Regions from separate parts of the Homo sapiens genome. Here region 2 is linked to region 1. The links are chromatin contacts, found by Hi-C in ENCODE. All regions are on one chromosome and are shown on one strand. Each heading gives the region's core, a stretch centred on a gene start or an enhancer-like site at or near the end of the contact. The rest is flanking DNA. Distances are from core to core; before and after follow the strand shown. Region 1 holds the start of RSPH9 (radial spoke head component 9). Region 2 holds the start of AARS2 (alanyl-tRNA synthetase 2, mitochondrial).

What was found. A loop is a pair of places that touch in the nucleus more often than their neighbours do. Pooled maps may share reads with other maps.
Region 2: a pooled map shows a loop between it and region 1 (2.9-fold over the local background). The contact joins the promoter of AARS2 here to the promoter of RSPH9 in region 1. A Hi-C loop is called at or near these places in 4 of 50 pooled maps.

Annotation. Positions count from the first base shown.
Region 1 is chr6:43,640,629-43,647,611 of GRCh38, forward strand. It overlaps RSPH9 (radial spoke head component 9), which reads left to right and starts at 4,408. Exons shown (of 5, transcript NM_152732.5): 1 at 4,408-4,697. The coding sequence starts at 4,471. MAD2L1BP (MAD2L1 binding protein) reads left to right here. Exons shown (of 3, transcript NM_014628.3): 3 at 1-313. RefSeq lists a silencer at 3,827-4,015.
Region 2 is chr6:44,311,952-44,318,452 of GRCh38, forward strand. It overlaps AARS2 (alanyl-tRNA synthetase 2, mitochondrial), which reads right to left and starts at 1,396. Exons shown (of 22, transcript NM_020745.4): 1 at 1,130-1,396; 2 at 121-312. The coding sequence starts at 1,372. LOC124901322 (a long non-coding RNA gene) reads left to right here. Exons shown (of 3, transcript XR_007059594.1): 3 at 2,200-2,596. RefSeq lists an enhancer at 1,141-1,700.

The DNA.
Region 1 (6,983 bases), core at 3,158-5,657:
TGGTGAGAGAGGAAGCAACTCTCCTTCTGGTTGTCTGCCTCCCCTCAGATTTCCTGATAGGCTGATGGCATGTGGCTGTGACTGTGACTGTAATCATTGCTGAACAACATCTCTTTGAATCAAAGGTTGATTTTCCCAGAGGGTGCTGGGTCAGGCATTTCTATTAGGAGTTGGAAAGCAAAAATGGGTCCATAGACACTCTATGGAGGTGTCCCTTTCTGCTCTTTGCTGTGTCCTTTCAGAATTTTTACCAGGAACATAATGTGGATGTGACTTATGAACTTAAATATAAAATAAATAGATTCTTATTATATTTTCCTGAAATTGTTTTGACTTAACTTGTCAGGTTTTAGGCTATTTTGTCTTTCTCCTTGGCCTCTTCTGCTTCAGGGCTTCTCGAATTTTTTTTTTTTTTCTTTTTTCTTTTTTGAGATGGAGTCTCGCTGTATCGCCCAGGCTGGAGTACAGTGGCACAATCTTGGTCGCTGCAACCTCCACCTCCCAGGTTCAAGGAATTCTCCTGTCTTAGCCTCTCGAGTAGCTGAGATTGCAGGTGTGCACCACCACGCCCAGCTAATTTTTGTATTTTTAGTAGAGATGGAGTTTCACCATGTTGGCCAGGCTGGTCTCGAACTCCTGCCCTCAAGTGATCCACCTGTCTTGGCCTCCCAAAGTGCTGGGATTACAGGTGTGGGCCACCGTGCCTGGCCTTAGGATTTTTTTACTAATGATTTTTTCTCTTGTTCAGCCCCAGGCTAGTCTAGGAAATTAAGTGACTTGGCCAAGTGCATATGTAGTTTGATAGCAGAGTTAGGACTAGAGTCCTCATTAGCTATCTTTTAGCCAACGTGCTTTTCTTATCCCATACAGATTTTTGTGATGCTTAAATTCTGTATCCCCCAAAGCAGAGGTCACCTTTATGTGGGAAGATTGTGGTAAGGAACTTAGCTTAGCAGGCCATTGAATGAGAGCAGTGATTTTGGGAAATAGTCTGGCTAGGTGCTTGGTTTGTAGTAAACTGTGAGCAGGTGTGTGCTGAATAGTGAGAGGGGAGGAGCCTCTGTGCCTGGCCAAACACCTCAGTTTTTGGAAGCAAGTTGAAGACAGAATCCACACCTTGCTGATGTTCGGGATAGGTATATGTGTGTGTATGTATAATATATAAATGGTATGTATAGTCCAGGTGGGTGACTCATGCCTATAATCCCAGCACTTTGGGAGGCCAAGGTGGGCAGATCGCCTGAGGTCAGGAGGGAGACCAGCTGGCCAACATGGTGAAACCCCATCTCTACTAAAAATACACAAAAAAAGGCTGGGCATGGTAGCTCATGCCTGGCATCCCAGCACTTTGGGAGGCTGAGATGGGTGGATCACAAGTTCAGGAGTTCAAGACCAGCCTGACCAACATGGTGAAACCCTGTCTCTACTAAATATACAAAAATTAGCTGGGCTTAGTGGCGAGTGCCTGTAATCCAGCTACTTGGGGAGGCTGGGGCAGGAGAATTGCTTGAACCCGGGAGGCAGAGGTTGCAGTGAACCGAGATCACGCCACTGCACTCCAGCCTGGGCAACAGAGTGAGACCCGGTCTCAAAAAAAAAAAAAGAAAAAAGAAAAACAATTAGCCAGGCGTGGTTGTGGGCGCTTGTAATCCCAGCTACTTGGGAGGCTGAGGCAGGAGAATCACTTGAACCCGGGAGGCGGAGGTTACGGTGAGCTGAGATGGTGCCACTGCACTCCAGCCTGGGTTACAGAGAGACTCCATCTCAAAAAAAAAAAAAAAAGGTACATACGTACACATATGTACATAGAATAAGATACATATACGTACACCTAAAATATACTATTTTTAAAGTATATGTACTGTTTTAAGCACTTACATTATCTAACCCTAACAACTTTGCAGTGCATGAATTATTGTCCCCATTTTATAGATGAGGCCAGGGGAAATTGAGCAGCTTGCCTAAGTGGTGAAACTTGGATTCGCCTACATTACTGCACATCCTATGTGGTTTTACTCTGAAATATTTAGCCAGGATTTGCCTTGCCAAAGGTATTAGCATCAGGAAGCTGTAAGATTCTCCTCTCTGGCTTCAGATTCTGGTGTCTGCCATGGAGCCTGCAATAGGTGCTAAGTATGAAATCAGTGAAAGCAAAATGCCTGGGCTCTTTTCTGTGCTATGACCACTTGAAGCATATTCTGCTGTAGCAGGACAAGCTGCAGACAAAACCCCTCAGACACCGAGTTACAGAAGGAAGCAGTTTATTCGGCCGGGAGTGTCGGTAAGACTCCTGTCTCAAGAGCTGAGCTCCCCGAGTGAGCAATTCCTGTCCCTTTTAAGGGCTCACAACTCTAAGGGGGTGCGCGTGACAGAGTCGTGATTGATTGAGCAAGCAGCGGGTACGTGACGGGGGGCTGCATGCACCAGTAATTAGATCGGAACAAAACAGGATAGGGATTTTCACAGTGCTTTTCTATACAATGTCTGTAATCTATAGATAACCGATTAGGTCAGGGGTCGATCTTTAACTACCAGGCCCGGGGCGCGGTGCTGGGCTGTCTGCCCGTGGATTTCATTTCTGCCTTTTAGTTTTTACTTCTTTGTAGGCAGAAATTGGCATAAGACAATATGAGGGGTGGTCTCCTCCCTTACTGCCAGCCAGAATTTTGACTGTTTTTCTGTTTAATGCTATTATAGAAGAGAGATTGAGCCGTATCTCCCGCTCAGGGAAAGGAAAGGCTGAGAGGTCTGCCTAAAGGGAGTGGGGGTGGTTGTGAACAAGAGAGCCATAAATTGTTTTGAGATAACACATTAAGCCAAATCAACTCCCTCAAATACTAATTTTATTTATTTATTTAGTTAGTTAGTTGTATTTTTTGAGACAGGCTCGCTCTGTTGCCCAGGCTGCAGTGCGGTAGCATGATCTTGGCTCACTGCAATCTCTGCCTCCCAGGTTCAAGCCATTCTCCTGCCCCAGCCTCCCGAGTAGCTGGGATTACAGCTGTGGGCCACCAAGCCCGGCTGTTTTGTATTTTTAGTAGAGACAGGGTTTCACCATGTTGGTCAGGCTGATCTCATAACAATGCCTTCCTAAACAATGCCTAAGCCTGGGCGTGGTGGTTCACACCTGTAATCCCAGCACTTTGGGAGGCTCAGGTGAGTGGATCACTTGAGCTCGGAGTTCAACACCAGCCTGGCCAACATGGCAAAACCCCGTCTCTACTAAAAATACAAAAAATATTGGGTGTGGTGGCACACACCTGTAGTCCCAGCTACCTGGGGGGCTGAGGTGGGAAGATCACTTGAGCCCAGGAGGTTGAGGCTGCAGTGAGCTGAGATCACACACCACTACACTCCAGCCTGGGTGACAAAGTGAGACCCTGTCTCAACCCCCGAAAACCAACAATGCCCAGACAATCAAAAAAGTAATTATCTGGGTTATTTACACACTTATTTATCAGCTGGGGCCCAGGTCATTCTGATTTCCTGAGTGCTCTTCAAAGGAATCCAGAAATGAAAATATCAACTAGCAACATTAACGATAAAGCCCATCTCCTGTGGCAACAAGCTTGCTGAGGAACCTGTTTGTTTGTCCTTGGCTGGGGACTCAAGAAGTGAATGTGGAGAAGTGATCTAGCCCAGGGAGTGAAGCTCCAGTTGCAGTGAGGTTCTGGCCTTTCATCTCTTGCTACCATTTGGATCTAAAAACAACAGTTGGTGGTAGTTGGTAGTTGATGAGAAAGGTGGTAGTTGATGAGAAAGTGTAGTCTATAAAAGTCCCCCTTTTTGTATCTCTCTCCTCACCCTCCTTTCCCAAGGTGTTACCCTATACCTTGCCCCCATTGCCTAGATTTTCATTTGTCACTTAGAATATTTCTATGGAAAGGGTAGATAAAGAAGACAGCTGGTGAAGATGGAAGAGAATGGATGGACCTCATTCTGTAAGACCTGGCTTGGGGTGGGGTGCGGGTGGAGGTAGTCGGGTTGACAGAATCTTAATTAGAGCCAGGAGGAATCTCAAATTCTTCACAGATCATTCTGAGGTCAAGAAGTGACATGACTGGGGTGAAATAGTACAGTTAGTGTCAGTGTTGGGGTTTTGTATTGTTTTCTTTCCAGACCCCAGGTCCATATACAGTAAAGACTCTAAATGTCGACTATGTGAAAGGGCTCAGGGAAGGCCAAATATCTATGGAAAAAGGCTGGGTTTGGACTTACAACCCCAACTGTAGCCTAACTGTAGGGGAAGCCATACTGTGGCCGTGGCAACTGAAGACATCCCGTCCCAAACTCTGGAAAGGATGAGGGAGGGGGCTGATGCCTAGGCCTCCGTGGGGAGGAGGTCTGGGCGGTAGGCGGTGGGGTGGGTGGAACCTAGCGTCCAGCTAGGCGGAAGGGCGGAGCTTCAGGTCTCCATGGAGGCGGCTTCTCCTAGCAACTCGACGGGCGTTGAGCGGAGCCGCTGACCTGATGGACGCCGACAGCCTCCTGCTGTCTCTGGAGCTGGCGTCCGGCAGTGGGCAGGGCCTCAGCCCGGACCGTCGGGCCTCGCTGCTCACGTCTCTTATGCTGGTTAAGCGCGACTACCGCTATGATCGGGTTCTCTTCTGGGGCCGCATCCTTGGCCTCGTCGCCGATTACTACATCGCGCAGGGCCTGAGTGAGGACCAGCTCGCACCGCGCAAGACGCTCTATAGGTGAGGAGGCCCCCGGGACGGGCTCCCCAGAGGGTGGCTACCTGGAGGCAGGGCGGGGTGGGCGGGTCGCAGCAATTGAAAGGGGCGGGGCCCATGGGGCCAAGGGAGGTGTGGGCGGGATCTGAGATGAGTGGAATGGGGGAGACCCTGGGGGGCGGGCCTGGGGACGGTCAAGAGGTGGTTGAGGGAAAGGGCGGGGATGGGGATGTCTCGGAATCTGAGGCTAGGGCGGAGCCTGAGAGGGCGGGGCAATGGACGGGCGATGTCCCCCGGAGGGCGGGGCCTTGCGAGAGCTTGTTCTCCGCCTGAGGAGGCCAAGAGAAACTTACATGCGGATGGGTTTATAAGAGAGACAGGGCCAAGAACGCAGGTGAAGCAGTGGGAAGGTTTCTGGAAAATGCGGACCTGGAGAAGAAGCCAGGTTCCAGCCAAGTGCTGGGCCTGGCTCAGTTTGGAGAAGGCTCAGTTTGGAGAAGAGTCAGACGCCAGAGGGAGAGGGTGGTGCTCTTTGATAGAGGTATCTGCTCTGGAGCTGGAGGCGCTTTTGGAAATAGAGAACGAATGCGGAATGGGGAGAGAGCTGGGGAAAATTCCCTGGTCACTACCATACAGGACCATCCAGCTATTTATTTATTTATTTTTGTTTTGAGGCAGAGTCTTGCTCTGTCACCCAGGCTGGAGTGCAGTGTCGCTATCTTGGTTCACTGCAACCTCCGCCTCCCGGATTCAAGCGATTTTCCTGCCTCAGCCTCCCAAATAGCTGGGATTACAGGCACGTGCCACCACACCTGGCTATTTATTTATTATTATTATTATTATTATTTTAGACGGAGTCTCGCTCTGTCGCCCAGGCTGGAGTGCAGTGGCTCGATCTCGGCTCACTGCAAGCTCCGCCTCCTGGGTTCACGCCATTCTCCTCCCTCAGCCTCCCGAGTGGCTGGGACTACAGGCGCCCGCCACCATGCCCGGTTAATTTTTTTTTGTATTTTTAGTAGAGACGGGGTTTCACCGTGTTAGCTAGGATGGTCTCGATCTCCTGACCTCGTGATCCGTCCGCCTCAGCCTCCCAAAGTGCTGGGATCACCCACCGCGCTTGGCAATTATTTATTTATTTATTATTTTTGTAATTTTAATAGAGACAGGGTTTCACTATGCTGGTTAGGCTGGTCTCGAACTCCTGGCCTCAAGTAATCCACCCGCCTCGGCCTCCCAAAGTGCTGGGATTACAGGCGTGAGCCACCATGCCCGGCCAGCCTCTTTTTGACTAAAGGGGAGCTTACTACCTTACAAAGCAGTCCATTCGGCCAGCCTGGGCAATATAGCAAGACCTCATCACTACAAAAAAAAAAAAAAAAGGCAGGGTGTGGTGGCTCACGCCTTTAATCCCAGCACTTTGGGAGGCAGAGTTGGGCGGATCACGAGGTCAGGAGATTGAGACCATCCTGGCTAACGCGGTGAAACACTACTGAAAATACGAAAAATTAGACGGGCGTGGTGGCGGGCGCCTGTAGTCCTAGCTACTCGGGAGGCTGAGGCAGAAGAATCACTTGAATCTGGGAGGCGGAGGTTGCAGTGAGCTGGCATCATGCCACGCACTCCAGCCTGGGTGACAGAGTGAGACTCCGTCTCAAAAAAAAAAAAAGAAAAAAAAAAAGGAAAATTTGCAGGGCATGGTGGTGCATACCTGTAGTCCCAGCTACTCGGTAGGCTGAGGTGGGAGGATTGCGCCCGAGAGTTCAAAGCTGCAGTTAACTATGGATCACTACTGCGCTCCAGCCTGGTGACAGAGCGAGACCCTGTCTCAAAACAAATAAATAAATAAATAAACAAACTTTAAAAATAAATAGGCCAGCAACGGCCTATTTATTTAGGGAACAGTTAGACAAACTTGTTGGCTGGGGAAGTCTCAGAGTGTTTGGGAGAACAGTAGTATGATGTTGTGTAGAACTGGTTCTAGAGGCAAAAGGATATGGGTCTTTGTTCATAGGCCATGAGGAGCTACTGAGGGGCTTGCAAGAAGAGCCTGCTCCGATCAGAGTGGGCAAAATGGCCTGAAAGTGTGGTGAGCACTGTGGTTAGGAGTCCATTGTAGTGTCCATATGAATGAGGCCTGAAAGGAAGAGGTATCCGAGGGAATGCAGAGGAGGTGATGGGTTGGAAAGATTTAAGTGCTAGAATTGTCAGGACATGTAACTCATTGAATAAGGATGGTTATAAAGGAGAGGTTAAGGCTGACCCCTCCTAGCTTAGGCAGCTGAGTAAGTTAAGTACCAGCACCACTCAGTA
Region 2 (6,501 bases), core at 146-2,645, 670 kb after region 1:
CCGGCTCAACTAGCACTTTGCCTCCACATCTGGTATGAGGCCCTGCCTAAGCAGACAGTACAATGGAAACAGGACAAATTGACTCCCTTCTTGGCTGATCACTGATCCCCAGAGACTCACCTTAAAATATTCACCCCCAAAGGCCCAATTGCCAAGCATTTCAAAGAAGGTATGATGGGAAAGGTCTCGACCCACATCTTCCAGGTCGTTATGGTGTCCTCCAGCTCTCACACATTTCTGGCTGTTGGCCACACGTCGGAAGCCTGCCATCTCGCTTCGTGGATCCACGGTGCCCAGAAAGATTGGCTTGAACTGGAAGCACATAGAGTGGGGAGGGGGAGAGGGATATCCAATTTCTCAGTAGAAGGGAAATGTGGGGAGTGAGGATAGGGATGGCTGTTCAGACCGAAGGCTGACTGTGCCCCTGAGAGTGCAGTGTAATCTTGGTCTATGAGGACAAACTGGGAGCCTCGGGACAGCCATCTCTGGTGTGTGGGGAGCAGAGAAGAGGTAAACAAATCATGAACCGGAGACCCTCTGCCTAGTAAAATAGGCAAGGTAAAAGAAGGAGGAATGTGTTGGGAGCTGGAAATGGGACGCTGAAAGGTGGCATCCTCCGTCTCAGCTTCTTCAACCACACCCAATAACTTCAGGGAACAAAACTGAGACTCATTTAGTAGGGAGCCCAGACGGCCTCTAAGGTTAACTTATGCCGCCCCTATTTTACAGATGAGGACAATGAAGTCTAGAAAAGATGAGTGGTTGATAAAAACCAAAACCTTAGAGAATAGTACTCAGCAAACAATAGGTGATCAATAAACATTTAATGAAAGCGTTATCTTTATTTAAATAACGAATAAATGAAATCAGACTTCTCCCTCGGGATTCCACTCCAGCCATTTCTGGACCTAATACTCAATCCCAATCCAGAAGTTCCCAGCTCAAGCCCTCCCCAAGCCCTCCCTATACTCTGAGCGCCGTACCCCCATCACTTTACCCAACCAAGCACCGCCCTCTTTCCCCAAAAGCTACGAACTCCGCCTCTCGCTTCTTTTGCCCAATCCTGCAGCGTCTTTCTCACCAGAAAACTCACGAACTCCGCTCCCTATCAGTATGGTTCGGCCCTCACCTGGTTCATGCCCGCATTGACAAAAAGCAAACTGGGGTCGCCGCGGGGCCGCACGGAAGCGGAGGGCACCAGCCGGTGGCCATGGCGGTCCCGAAAGAAGTTCAGAAAGGCGGCCCTCACGGCCGAGGCCTTGGCTGCAGGGGGCTCCGATGAGAGCGGCCGATGGCTGAGGCCCCGCCATGCGGGCGACCTTCGAATGGCCCGCCGCAGCCTCCGGGCTGCAGCTGCCACTGACGCTGCCATCGTAGCTCCGGGCAGTGACTTTACGTGGTCAAAGAGTGACGAGGGAAGGAAGCCAGGCGTTTCCTACAGCGGCCCCTGGCGGTAGGAGGACTCAGGGGGCGGCCTCTGCCGCCGGGGTGGAAGCGATCGATTGGGTCGCTGGCAGAGTCTAGCACAGCGCCCGGCACATAGTAGGCTCTTAATTCATTCGGCATTAAGCAAATATTCATTGAGAGCCTACTATGTGCTAGGCATTGTTTTGGGCTTTTAGGGTACAAAATTGACAAAATGCCCTGCCCACTGAAATCCGTATTCTAGCAGTAATTGCTGTTGTGCTTATTAGTTTTGCAAAGTTACAGATGGGGTTGCAATAAACAGGTGTGGATTCAACTTCGTGTGTGTGTGTGTGTGTGTGTGTGTGTGTTTTGTGTGTGTTTTTCCAGGCTGAGGGAAGAAGGCAGAGAGTGACAGGGGAGTATCAGCATTCATTCAAGAGGTATTCAACAAATATTTATTGAAGACCTAGTATGTGCTAGGCACTGTTCTAGGCATTTGCCAGTTTCCTTGGACCTTGGCATCAGACACGGCCATTTTTGCCCGTGAAGCAGGAGTCTATAGGAGAACACAGAAGCCAAACAGCATCTGCTATATTATTAATTGCCTAACATTTGGTCTTCTCATTTGCCTGGGGATCAGAGAGAATCCAGGTCGTCAAGGCAGGAGGAAGCTGTTGGCTAATAGCTGCAGAGATTTCACTCTCTAAGCCTTCTAATGCCCTAAGGTTTTGTGTGTTTTCGTTTAGGATAAGAGATATACCTGTTCTACCTCTCCCTTCTGTCTTTCCATAGTAACAGCTGTGACCCTGAAGCCAACAGGCCCTTGTGGATGCAATCAGGGTGCTCATGGGGCTTCTCATGATGCCCTTGGCTTGGGAAATTAAACAGATTGGGAAGACAGAAGAGAATCTGCCAAAGCTAAAACTCAATAGAGGTTCCAGAGCTGAGGTCAGTGTAATAACCGAGAAGGCCTTAGCCATCAGGGTGGTCTCTTTTAGCCACGATTCTGTGTGTGTTAAGTTATTTGGGGTCTTTGTATACATAGTTTCTCTGCGGAATCTACATTGGACTTGAATTTCTATAGTGATAGTAAATTCTTAACTTTGTGTTCTGACAGCACCTATAACTCCTATTCCATGATCCCCTTTTTCTCCCTTTGCCCACATAGATTAAAGGTGTTGTTTTGAAAGTGTGTTTGGCCTGTTTTGGTTTTTCCAGTGTTTCTGGAACAGAAAGCTAAAGCCAGCTGGGGATTTCTGTGTGATTAATGACTTTTTTATTTTTTTGAGATGGGGTTTCACTCTTGTTGTGCTGGCGTGCAATAGCACAATCTCGGCTCTCTGCAACCTCTGTCTCCCGGGTTCAAGCAATTATCCTGCCTTAGCCTCCTGAGTAGCTGGGATTACAGGCATGCATCACCACGCCCGGCTAATTTTGTATTTTTAGTAGAGATGGGGTTTCTCCATGTTGGTCAGGCTGGTCTTGAACTCCCGACCTCAGCTGACCTGCCTACCTCAGCCTTCCGAAGTGCTGGGATTACAGGCATGCACCACTGCGCCCAGCTGAGATTGATGATCTTTAGACAAGACTGTGAAATTATTTCCCAAACTGAGATGGGAGTGTTTTGCCATACAAACCTGGCAGGGCCTCTACTCAGTACTGACATCAACTTTTTTTTTTTCAGATTTTGCCCAGAAAGTCATTGTGTTACATTAGAAACTCCAAACATGGATCTAGTGTGGAGCCATATAATTTTTTTAAAACAGCTTTATTGAAATATAATTTACATGCTATACAATTCGCCCATTTAAATAAAGTATACAGTTCAATGCCTTTTAGTATATTTACATAGAGTTGCCCATCCATCACCACAATCACTTTTAGAACATTTTCATTACTTCCAAATAAAACCCCAAATCCTTTAGCCATTAACCCCCAATCGTCTCATCCTTCCTAGCCCTTGGCAACCACTAATCTACCTTCTGTCTCTACAGACTTGTATATTCTGGACATTTCATGTAAATGGAATCATGTAATATGTGGTTCTTTGTAACTGGCTTCTTTCACATAAAATAATATTTTCAAGGTTCATCCATGTTGTAGCATGTACCATGGATTTTTAGAAAAATGTTTTTAGTTGTTTTCTGTTTGAAGTAGGTTTTTCTCTCATCTAATTTTGTCTTTGCCACTAAAAATGATAATTTTCTTTTCTTTAAATGTGGTGCTCTTTGGTGAATCATTAGGTTCTTTTTAATATTTCCCAGTGAAGCAAAGCGGTTCATCTAGGATTGGGACGTGTCTGTTCTGGTTTGCAGCTGTCATCTGATGAGGAAGTTAAATTGAAGGACTGCAGTTTCCCAAGATAGATGGAGGTGGAGAAAACTCATCAGACAGGGAAGTTACCAATCCTGGGAACTTCTCTGAAGGGTACTGATCCACTGTCTTAGTATTTATGGGAATTTCATTTTGAGGTTTAACATGCAAATGGGGTCTGCTTTTTGCGAGTTACTCAGCTGGGTTTTGTGAGCAACATTTGGGGTGCTCCTTTCATTGTTTAAGACAGTGGTGCTTTATCTTCCCTGGAGGTGGGATTTACCCTTACGTTGCCATTCGACCTACTTATCTTGGTAGGTTCAAGGCATCCAGCCATTCTTTGTGCTCTCCCTTTCACCTTGTTTAAAAGATGTAACACTCTTATTCTAGGAGTAGAAAGTGTCCTTTCTGATTTCCCGATTGGCTTTGAGAGCAGGACCCCAAGATCAGTGAGACATTCTGTCCTGGATTGATGGTCAGAGAAGACAAAGGGAATTTTCACTCTTACTAAGCATGGGGAACTCAACTTTGGGAATTTCCTCTTATAAATCATAAAAACAGTCTTTTAGCGTCTAGGTTAAAAAGTCAGCCTACGACAGGTGTTTCTGATTTGATGTGTTTATTTATGGCATTGGCTTATCTGGATTGTGAAAGCAACCAACACTTGCCAAACATTAATATGCATATGGATCTCCTGCGATCTTGTTACATATGCAGACTATGATCCAGTAGGTCTGGAGTAGGTGAAATTCTGCATTTCTAGCAGGCTCCCGGTGATGCTGCTGCTGCTGCTAGTCTACTAGACCATACCTTGAGTGACAAGGGTGTAGTAAAGGACTTGTGAGGGGAGTCTGGACACAGGCTTTAGGAAACGTTCTTTTGCCTGGTCCTGGGGCCTAAGACTCAGGTGCCCTTAGGTTCTCCCTTTCTCCTGGGAGGGGTGCTCACCCAGAGTAGGTGGGTGTAGCTGGGAGCTCATCGTGCGCAAGAGCGCTCGCCCCCTTCCTTCCCCCAGCTTCTTAGGGAAGTGAGGGTGGTGATTGCGTCCGCCTGTGGCTTAGAGCCGTGGAGGTTAATGTGGACCAGGGTGGAAGGGGAGCGGTTACCATGGGAATCTGGCAAAGTCATCAGGGCACGCCGATGGCTGGTGGAGCCCCCGGATCAGGAATTCAAGTATTGGTGGACCCTTGAGGGCCTCAATTCTAGAGGTTTATCCTCATGCATTAAAAAAATACTGTAGTTACATTTTATTTATTTTTATTTTATTTTTATTATTTTTGAAAGAGATAGGGTTTTGCTATGTTGCCCAGGCTAGTTTTGAACTCCTGGTGTCAAGCATTCCTCATGCCTCGGTCTCCAAGATAAACATTTTAACTGGTTATAGAAATACCTACATAAGAAAGAAGTAGACATAGGAGACTCCATTTTGTTCTGTACTAAGAAAATTTCTTCTGCCTTGGGATGCTGTTAATCTAGAACCTTGCCCCCAACCCCGTGCTCTCTGAAACAGGGTTAAATGGATTAAGGGCGGTGCAAGATGTGCTTTGTTAAACAGATGCTTGAAGGCAGCATGCTGGTTAAGAGTCATCACCACACCCTAATCTCAAGTACCCAGGGACACAAACACTGCAGAAGGCCGCAGGGACCTCTGCCTAGGAAAACCGGAGACCTTTGTTCACGTGTTTATCTGCTGACCTTCTCTCCACTATTATCCTATGACCCTGCCACATCCCCCTCTCCGAGAAACACCCAAGAATGATCAATAAATACTAAAAAAAGAAATACCTACATAACAACTTCGATTTTGCCTCTTGGCCTGGAAAGCCTAAAATATTTAATACGTGGCTTTTCAAAAAAAGTTTGCCAAACACTGCAATAGAGATTTTTTAAAAATCACACCATAAAACGTAGATGCAGAAAATCAACCAAAACAAATGTTGACTTGTTTCAATGTTGTTGATTCAAAGGCAGACATCTTTGTATCCACTACCCAGGTCTTGAAATAGAACTTTGCAGCCACCCCAGGGCCCCTCCATGGATTCTGCCCTGCCCCCAACCAGCTTCCTTCTCCCAAAGGTGACCATTACCCTGACTTTCATAGTAATCACTGCATTTTTTTTTTTTTGAAACAGAGTTTCAGTCTCGTTGCCCAGGCTGGAGTGCAATGGTACAATCTCGGCTCACTGCAACCTCCACCTCCCAGGTTCAAGCAATTCTCCTGCATCAGCCTCCTGAGTAGCTGAGATTACAGGCACCCACCACCACGCTTGGCTAATTTTTGTATTTTTAGTAGAGATGGGGTTTCACCATGTTGGCGAGGCTGGTCTTGAACTCCTGACCTCAGGTGATCCACCCACCTCAGCCTCCCAAAGTGCTGGGATTACAGGTGTGAGCCACCGAGTTCAGCCTGCATTGCATTTCTTTACAGTTTATCACCCAAATGTACATCCTTAGATGTTATAGTCTTGCACGTTTTTTAAAAAAGCGTATCGACTTGATATTTTAAGTCTTTTTATCAATAGGTTCCATCTCCATCCTTTTCCTTACAGTGTATCTACTGCTTAGCTACGGAGATTTGATCTGTGGTTTCCCACAGTCTAAGTTTTTGCTGACTCCATATTCGACATTCAACTCACATTCAACATGTTCCTCTGTCTTCTCTATTTCATGCAAATTAGCACCTGGATGTGGAGATTTGATTAGACACAATTTTGAATCTCTTTGGCAAGACCATAGATACCCCTTCACCAGAGGGTACATCAATGTATGGTTGTCTGTATT